Regions from separate parts of the Homo sapiens genome. Here region 2 is linked to region 1. Evidence: chromatin loops called from intact Hi-C (ENCODE). Cell type or tissue: endothelial cell of umbilical vein. All regions are shown on one strand.

Region 1 (5,000 bases):
TCAAGACCAGCCTGGCCAACATGGTGAAACCCCGTCTCTACTAAAAATACAAAAATTAGCCAGGCGTGGTGGCGAGAGCCTATAATCCCAGCTACTCAGAAGTAGAGTACTCCTGAGGCAGTAGAATCACTTGAAACTGGAAGACAGAGGTTGCAGTGAGCCCAGATCATGCCACTGCACTCCAACCTGGACAAAAGGGCGAAACTCCGTCTCAAAAAAAAAAAAAAATACATCAAGGAGGAAAGGGCTGTGGCAAAGGATCAGCATGGAGAAGACAGCAAAACAAGTGTTTCTATGTCAGCTGGGGGTCCTGTTGAGACTCTGTCAATGACAAAATGTTCTTCTCATCTCTGCCAAGAATCTTTGCCCCAAGAGGTAATCTTGCTTACCTCTTTAAGCAAGTTCAAGGAAGAAACGAAACACACACTAGTGCTCAGGTAAAAGCATTATTTGAATTTTATACTATCTTCCACAACACACAAGAAGCTTTGTAAATCCTGGGTGGTCACCCTCTCATGAAATAAACAAAGTCACAGGAAATAAAGAGGCTGAGCCCTAAAGGTTATAATAAATAAGTAAATATGTTATAGAATAAAGAAACCTGAGGGGAAGAAAAAGAGATTAAAACTTTGACTTCAAAATTGTCCTTATATAACCCTTGTCCTAAACACATACTTTAAACCCTACAGACACAAACCCAGGTCATGTTTTCCACCTGCACACTCTTACAGGCAAACCAAACCCATCCAACAACATTGGATACCTGCAGAAATAAATTCTGCCACACAGATTCCACTAAGAACAAGAGTTCATGCTTGCCTAGCCTGGGGAATCTTAGATTTTGGCTGGAGACCCCAAGACAAATTAGGTCAGGAATGTGGAACAAATGGAAGTGGATATCAACTTGGTCTGAACATGGTCAAATATAGGAATTTAACATGTACCAAGATAATAAGAGTCAACATTTTTATACAGGGCTAACTATGTGCCAGGCACTATCCTAAATTGCCTTACATTTATTAACTCATTTCATTATCACAACTATCTTATGAATATTATTATTATCCCATTTTACAGCTGAGGAAACTGGGGCAGAGAGAGGTAACTTGCCTGAGATCACAAAGCTGGAGTGGCAGAGCCAGGAATGACTCACCCAGGCAATCAGGTTCCCCAGTCTCTGCTTCTAACCAGATGTGCTGCTTCTCAAATGGCTGCAAGACATATCTCAAGCTTCACTTGACAACAAATCAAGGACTAAAGAACAAAGACAAGGAAATAATCCTATAAAGGGGTTTCCAGGAGCTCTCAAATGTGCCTCTGTTTCAGAGCAGTCCAGGTTCTTAATGTATTGACTCACATTCTAAAGAACCAAGGTAGAGAATCAAGAATCTTCTCTTTACCCCATAGGGATTCCCTATCATTCCACTTTAAGGCTTTTGGTACACAGAGTGCATGCTTTTTAACACTGTTTTAAGTTCTGCCCACGAAAAACAGATAACTGTTTTTAAATCCTTATGACATCATGGCAACAATGAAAATCACATATTGGAAAACATTACAATGTCAGTTTGCTGTGTTATAACTCAGAATACAATATTTAAGTGTACATCGAGTTGATTTCTAATAGATGCTGTAAAACATAACACTGTTTCCCAAGCTGTCTCTGGGCAGCTGTAATCCTAAAACACAGAGCCTTCCATGGCCCCTTTGCTATGGAGGGTAACATTCCAAGGGATGTTTATTTATTAGCACAAAAGCCACTTTCCACAAGATAATGTCTCTTCCCGTGAGGCATATAGGATGCAGCAAAATTCTAACTTGTGATGAACTGGGTGAACTTACTATAAAGCTCTGTAAAGTGTTTAAAAGAAGACATGATAATATATACATACATATGTACATTAATGAAAGTAACGTCACATTAACCTACAAGAAGTCAGCATGTTTAGAAGGGAAATCTGCTATTTTTAAATATTTTCAAATAACTCTATCTTGACAATACATTGTAACAGCTTCTTAATATAAAGTGTCCCTTCTACCAACAAAGAAAAAACTAAAGCAAAATGCAGAAGACATTTACCCAAATACTCTGTACATAAAGTGTTCTTTTTACCACTGAACTCTGGAATGCAGGAGTTCCGTCAAAATCTTTCCTACTTAATTCCAAAAGAGTTCCACCTAACTCCTATATGTATTGCTTTTGGAATTCTAATCAGTTCCGCCCACCCAATGACTCAAACTGAAATACTAAGAGATACGACAGCTGCACTCATCCACCCCACCAAGAATAGCTTTCAGGAAACCAAGCTCCAGTTGGAAAACTACATTTAGTAACCCCACTAGACTTAAGAGAATGCTCCAGGAAGCTTCCCATCATTAATAATAAAAATGCCTGTAAAAACTCTGTAATAACATTTGTAGAATACATATTTTCCCCTAGAAGTCAACAAGTTAAACAATTCTGTGGCCGTTTATACCCTAGGATTTTAAACTCATCTGTTTTTGTTTGGAATTCCCTGGGCGACAGATGATTGCTAATGCCTTGTCAAACATTCAAGAGAGACATCCTCAGAGGAATTACAGTTCACTCGCCACAAGGCACAGGCCTGTGGTACAAGTCTGAGCTAGAACATTAAGTCAATAAGCCTATACTCATTTTTCTCATGTTGCTTTCTCACTCGCCTATCCTACCTTGCTCTAAACTTCCCATCTGTCTGTAGAACTGTGGCTTAAAAAAAAGATAAAAAACTGCAGAGAGGAGAGAGGAGAAAGGCAGAGCAGACCTAAAAATCACAAACTGTGTGATGTAAAGTGTCAACTGGCAGATACACACTACCGCCAGGTGGAAACACGGAACCTAGGGAGAGGGAGCTGAAGTCCACTGCTCTTATCTAGAGAAGTCTCAGATAATCCTGCCAACTGGGAAGGGAACAAGGGCCTAGCGCAGTTTAAAGGTGGAGATGGCACGTCCCAGTGCGCAGAGAGCAGAAGTAGAGAGAACTTCTCAGGAGAGATCCCCTTAAATTAGCATTAAATTACTCATTTAGGGCCTGGCGCGGTTGCTCACGCCTGTAATCCCAGCACTTTAGGAGGCCGAGGAGGGCAGATCCCGAGGTCAAGAGATCAAGACCATCCTGCCCAACATGGTGAAACCCAACCTCTACTAAAAATACAAAAATTAGCTGGGCGTGGTGGCGCACGCCTGTTGTCCCAGCTATTCAGGAGGCTGAGGCAGGAAAATCGCTAGAACCTGGGAGGTGGAGGTTGCAGTGAGCCGAGATAGCACCACTGCACTACAGCCTGGTGACAAGGCAAGACTCCATCTCAAGAAAAGAAAAAAATACTAATTTAGTTGCAAGAGTGGAGGCGAGGAAGATGAGAATTATGAAAAGGGGCACCTACATACTTAAAACACAATTTCACTGACATTTATTTACTGTTTATACTTGGATAGAATATAAAGAAAACAAGATTCTACCCCGCTCTAGCAAGGAGAAAGCTAACATTATGCATGCACTAAGCTCACATGCATATACTATTTCATTTAATCCTCACAACAACACAACACTTGAATGGGTACAAAAAAATTGTGCCACCTAGTATTTGCTGGCACAACAGGGTGACTATAGTCAAAAATAATCATACATTTTAAAATAAAAGAGTATATTTGTTTGCAAGAACAACAACAAAAATGCCTCAGGTGATAGATACCCTATTTACCCTGATGTAATTATTACACATTGCATGCCTGTATCAAAATATTACAGATAACCCACAAATATATATACCTACTGTGTACCCACAAAAATTAAAAAGTAAAATAAACCCACTTGAGCACATGTCATTTTCACTGCTGTTACAGGCGGCTGGACATGTCCCTCAAGTACTCATGTTGAATTCCTTACCCCCCAGAATGTGACTGTATTCAGACACGGGATTCTTTTTTTCTGTTTAAACAGAGACAGGGGTCTCGCCTTGTTGCCCAGGCTGGTCTCAAACTCCTGGGCTTAAGTGATCTTCCAACCTGGGCCTCCCAAAGTGCTAGGATTACAGGGAACATAGGGTCTTTAAGGAGGTAATTAAGTTAAAATGAGGTCATTAGGGTGGGCCCTAATCCAGTATTACTGGTCTCCTTAAAAGAAAAGAAGATTAGGACAAAGATACAGGCACAGAGGTAAGACCATGTGACAAGAGCCACCTACAAGCCAAGGAGAGGTGCCTCAGAGGAAACCAATCCTGCCAACACCTTGATCTCAGACTTCTAGCCTCCAGAATTACTAGAAAATAAGACTGCTATTTAAGCTGCCCAGTCTGTGGTACTCGGCTATGGCTGTCCTAGCAGAATCATACAACTGTCATACAGAAAAAAACAAACACCGAAGCTCAGATGGGCTAAGTAACTTGACTGAGGTCATGAAGCCAGTATGTAGCAGAGGTGGAATCTGAATCCAGGTCAAAATACAAACAAGTCTTTCCAAATTACTTAGCTTGGTACAAAGAAGTGCTCAATATATACTGATTACTTTTTTTCATAACACCACATGACTATAAGTTAAATACAGGATACAGAGATATAGCCATAAAACAATGTGATACAGGCTACCATTTCTTTGAGATCAAGTCTCGCTCTATTGCCCAGGCTGGAGTGCAGTAGCACAATCTCAGCTCACTGCAATCTCCGCCTCCCGGGTTCAAGCAATTCTCATGCCTCAGCCTCCCAAGTAGCTGGGATTACAGGCGCCCACCACCATGCCCAGCTAATTTTTCCATTTTTAGTAGAGACAGGGTTTCACCATGTTGGCCAGGCTGGTGTCTAACTCCTGACCTCCAATGATCCTCCCAAAGTGCTGGGATTACAGACAGGCGTGAACCACTGGCACCTGACCACAGGCTATCATTTCTAAGTGCTGTGATAGACAAATACTACTGTATCAGCAAGTCTACAGACTGGAGTTGAGCTCAAAATTGAGGCAGATTCTCCAATTACAACATTCATACTA
Region 2 (5,000 bases), 58 kb after region 1:
TTTATGTATCCTGTATCTTGGTCTCAAGATATAAAAATATCCATAGTACCAAAGGGATGATTTGAAATATTTTTTTCAACTGGAAGCCTTCTGTAGGAACTACCCCACCATCATGCTTTTTGTCTTTCCCTGCCTAATGCACATTTGTGTTAAGGACAAGTTATAGCCTTAGAAACTGCCCCTTTGCGAAGTTCTGAATATATATTATGGGGTGAGGTAGTAGGAGTAATGACAATTTCTCTTTATTGATTTACCTCTCCCATCCCTAAATATAATTAGAGAATGCATGGTTCTTAAGGAAGATATATGTGAAAGCAATTAAAGACAGTGTCTTTTAGAAATGCTGAACACTAAAAATGGCTCTCCTTTTTTCTAATTTGAACATAAGCATTTTTTCTTTACCCCCTTCAATCTTCTTTCCTAAAACGTGTTGTCAGCTGGAAAGAAAAGTACTTTGAACAGATTAGTCATGCTAATTATTTAAAATATAACTGAAATGTCTTCTAGTACTACTAAGATTTTTGAAACATACTGAAGAAAACCTGTGCAAAAAAATTTTACATGACTTATTTCAGATTAACTTTGCATTATTCAATAAGGAAGGTAAAACTGATTTATCAACTCATATCATGAAATAATTTATCCATTTACTGACAATCTTTCTGTGCCTCTGATTCTTCCTCTGCTAAATGGAACCTCTATACTAAACTATACCTCTTCACTGAGTTCTTTTAGACATTAAACGAGTCAACCTAGAATCTATGCAAAGCACATAGAACCTTACCTGGTGCATGGTAAGTGCTCTTCATGTTGAAATGCTCCTTCTTCTGAGTCTTGGTTCTCTTCTCTTTGTCTGTATCTCCCTTTGTAATCTCACTCAGTCTCCTGGCTTTACAAACCATCCATATGCTAATAATTTCCAAATTTATATTTCTAATGCCTGCCTGTTCACTCCAGAACTCCAGACTCATCTATTCAACAGCCTTCTGGACATCTCCATGTGGATACTTAATTGATATCTCAAACTTATTATCTCCAAACTGACCTCTTGTTCTTTTCTCTTTCCAAACCTGCTCCATCTTTAGCCTTTTCCCTGTCACTTGATGTCAACATCATCCTTCATTGTTCAAATCTAAAAAACTTGGAGTTAATCTGAACTCCTTTCTTTCTCTCATACCCCACGTGCAATCTGTCTTCCTGCAAAAATATATCCAGAATCTGACCACCATTCACTCCCACCACTGCTGTCTCCTGCTGCAAGCCACTATTATCTCTCTCCTGGATTACTGAAATAGACTCCCTGCTTTTATCTTTTCTTCTATCTTTGCTCCCTGCAGTCTATTTGAAGCATAGCAGCCAGAATGATTCTTCTAAAATGAAAATCAGATCATGTCATTCCTCTGCTTAAAAACCTTCAATACAGCCCCCCATACATAACACAACAACTTTTTAAAAAAGTTATATAGGCCAGGTGCGGTGCCTCACGTCTGTAATCCCAGCACTTTGGGAGGCCGAGGCAGGTGGATCACCTGAGGTCAGGAGTTTGAGACCAGCCTGGCCAACATAATGAAACCCGGTCTCTACTAAATATACAAAAATTAGCTGGGTGTGGTGGCATGCGCCTGTAATCTCAGCTACTCGGGAGGCTGAGGCAGGAGAATCTCTTGAACCCAGGAGGTGGAGGTTGCAGTGAGCCAAAATCCTGCCACTGCACTACAGACTGGGCGACAGAGCGAGACTCTTGTCTCCAAATAAATAATAAAAATAAAAAGTTGGCCAGGCACAGTGGGTCATGCTTACAATCCCAGCACTTTGGGAGGCCGAAGCGGGTGGATCACCTGAGGTCAGAAGTTCAAGACCAGCCTGGTCAACATGGTGAAACCCCGTCTCTACTAAAAATACAAAAATTAGCTGGGGGTGGTGGTGTGTGCCTGTAATCCTAGCTACTTGGGAGGCTGGGGCAGAAGAATCGCTTGAACCAGGGAGGTGAAAGTTGCAGTGAACCGAGATCTCACCATTGCACTCCAGCCTGGGCAACAAAAGTGAGACTCCGTCTCAAAATAAATAAATAAATAAAATAAAATAAAATAAAAGTTATATAAACTGGCCGCACATGGTGGCTCACTCCTCTAATCCCAGCACTTTGGGAGGCTGAGGTGGGCAGATCACTTGAGGTCAGGGGTTTGAGACCAGCCTGGCCAACATGGTGAAACTTCGTCTCTATTAAAAATACAAAAATTAGCCGTGTGTGGTGGCACATACTTGTAATCCCAGCTACTCAGGAGGCTGACGCAGGAGAATCGCTTGAACCCGGGAGGCAGAGGTTGTGGTGAGCCAAGATCGTATCACTGCACTCCAACCTGGGCAACAGGGCGAGACTCTGTCTCTAAATAAATAAATAAATAAATAAATAAATAAAAGGTTATATAAACTTACATTTGTGTACATACACATTAATTTTTCAAAACAGAGCAAAAATATGCACCAGATTATTTCCAATGATTATCTCATGGTGGTAACATTTGCCATTTGACTCAGTAACATTACTTCAAGAAACTTATCTATAGAATATAATCAGGCTGTACCCAAAGATTTAAGTTCAAGGATGTGAATCACAACAATATTTACACTAGGCAAAAATTTAAAATAGCCTAAGTGTCCAACAACAGGAAACTAATAAATTATGTTATAACTAGGAGAGATGATGAATAATCTTACAGTGTTGAACATGGTTTTTAAAAAATCAATCACATGTTGTTGGTGAAAAAAATTATAAAATAGAAAGTAAGGCTATGAGATCGACTTTGCAAATTAAAAAATATCTACAATGAAAGGAAAAGATTTGAAAGATATGCACCAAAATATTAACAACAGTCATTGCATAGGAATGACACACAGGTGGCCATGATCCAGGGCTGAGTAGCTGTGGAAGAGCCACTACTTGCTATTAGCCAACCTCCTTGGAATTCACAAACTCAGAACAAATGTGGAGATTTTAATCAACACTTCTTGCAATGCTCTGCAGTGTCAGCTTAAGCAACCGTCTCTTTTAAAGGCTGCAAATGCACTCATAGAGTATATCAAATGAATATAAAGATGTTTTAACTCTGAATTTGGTATAATAAAAATCATTCTTTTGTTTTGTTTTGGTTTTTGAGACTGAGTCTCACTCTGTTGCCCAGGCTGGAGTGCAATGGTGCGATCTCGGCTCACTGCAACTTCTGCCTCCTGGGTTCAAGCGATTCTTCTGCCTCAGCCTCCCGAGTAGCTGGGACTACAGGCATGCGCCACCATGCCTGGCTAATTTTTGTATTTTTAGTAGAGACGGGGTTTTGCCATGTTGGCCAGGCTGGTCTCAAATTCCTGACCTCAGGTGCTCTGCCTGCCTCAGCCTCCCAAAGTGCTGAGATTTACAGACGTGAGCCACCGTGACCAGCCACAGAAATTACTCTTATACAGCATACTTGGGAACTAGGGGGAAAAAAAATCCCCTAATGCTTTTAGGAATTTAGGCCCTCTAAATCTTTGCCAGATTAGGATAGGTTGAGCTATTTTTTTGCAATGACTGAAAAGAGTTTCCCAAGAGCTTCCTATCCGTTTTAATTTGTTTGAAAAAGCAGTTAAAAGTACAAGAAATATGTTACTTGTCCTGTTCAGTGCCTAATATCCAGTTTTTAACTCACAGTTTTCTTGGACTTTAAATATTGAGCTTAACTTAGTCCTTAGAATTTTGTTTTATGTGTCTCTCGTTACTTGCTGAATGAAGTGATCAAAAGAAGAGAAGAAATTCTAAATTCATAACTGTCTTTCTATCAGTCTATCAGGCCATCAGGCCTCAGCCATCTTTACCCAGACAACAAAAATAATATGATTAAGGAGTCTAAGAAGTCTTCTCTCTTTATTCTTTTTTTTTTCCTTCTAACTTTTATTTTAGGTTTGGGGGTACATGTGCAGGTTTGTTATGTGGGTAAATTGTGTGTTGCTGGGGTTCGATGTACAAAGATTTCATCACCCAGGTAGTGAGCACAGTACCCGGTAGGTAGTTTTCTGCTCCTCACCCTCCTTTCACCCTCCGCGCTCAAGTAAACCCCGTGTCTATTGTTCCCATCTCTGTGTCCATGTGTACTCAATGTTTAGCTCCCTCTTATAAGTGAGATCATGCTGTATTTGGTTTTCTGTTTCCACGTTAATTCGCTTGGGATAATGGCCTCCAGCTGATTCCATGTTGCTGCAATCTATTCTTTACATAACTAAAGCATAGATCCCACTTGAGCTATTTATTTATTTTCACTGAAAAGTAAAACAAACACAAAAGCAGAATACAAAGCTCATAAGCAATAGAATGAAATACAAGGCTATCAGAAGTGACCTAAAAGCAGCTGGGCGCAGTGGCTCACGCCTGTAATCCCAGCACTTTGGGAAGCCGAGGCGAGCGGATCACCTGAGGTCAGAAGTTTCAGACTAGCCTGGCCAACGTGGTGAAACCCCATCTTTACTAAAAATACAAAAAAATTAGCCGGGCATGGTGGTGCATGCCTGTAGTCCCAGCTACTCAGGAGGCTAAAGCAGGAGAATCGCTTGAACCCAGGAGGGAGAGGTTGCAATGAGCCGAGATCGCGCCACCGCACTCCAGCCTGGGTGACAGAGCAAGACTCTGTCTCAAAAAAAAAAAAAAAAGTGACCTAAAAGCCAAGCTTCTAGTCTTTTTTCCCCAAATTTCAGGTAATGAAATGCAACCATAAAAGGTATCAAGTATACAATAAAACAGATTGACCAGCACATTCCTTTATCACTTAGTTTTGTCATAAGGCATGGAGGCTGCCCCTTAAAATCCACGTTTAATAATGAGAATATAAAATTTTACAAGACTTTTGTTGCAAAACTAGAACTGTATTAGAACACAGCCACTTTGCTCTTTTGTAACATAAAACAGAATTTACCAATCAACGGTCCCCATGAAAGATGGAAAGATCTGATTATGTGCTTATGAAAGCTTAAGA

Evidence for each region. Peaks named below come from ENCODE experiments on the same cell type or tissue, not always from the same donor. Only the 100,000 strongest peaks of a DNase experiment are listed, where the experiment ranks them.
Region 2: a loop joins it to region 1, with 8 times the contacts of the local background. A loop is called at or near these places in 3 of 110 quality-filtered maps.

Annotation. Positions count from the first base shown.
Region 1 is chr4:147,770,137-147,775,136 of GRCh38, reverse strand. All of the region lies in intron 1 of ARHGAP10 (Rho GTPase activating protein 10), which reads right to left. Among named protein-coding and RNA genes, the nearest start is that of MIR4799, 10 kb to the left of the region's middle. In endothelial cell of umbilical vein, no CTCF peak of the experiment used is centred here; DNase peaks (open chromatin) are centred at 1,196, 1,506 and 2,366; H3K27ac peaks cover 3,402 bases.
Region 2 is chr4:147,712,608-147,717,607 of GRCh38, reverse strand. No RefSeq gene overlaps it. Among named protein-coding and RNA genes, the nearest start is that of ARHGAP10, 17 kb to the left of the region's middle. In endothelial cell of umbilical vein, no CTCF peak of the experiment used is centred here; a DNase peak (open chromatin) is centred at 2,797; H3K27ac peaks cover 1,607 bases.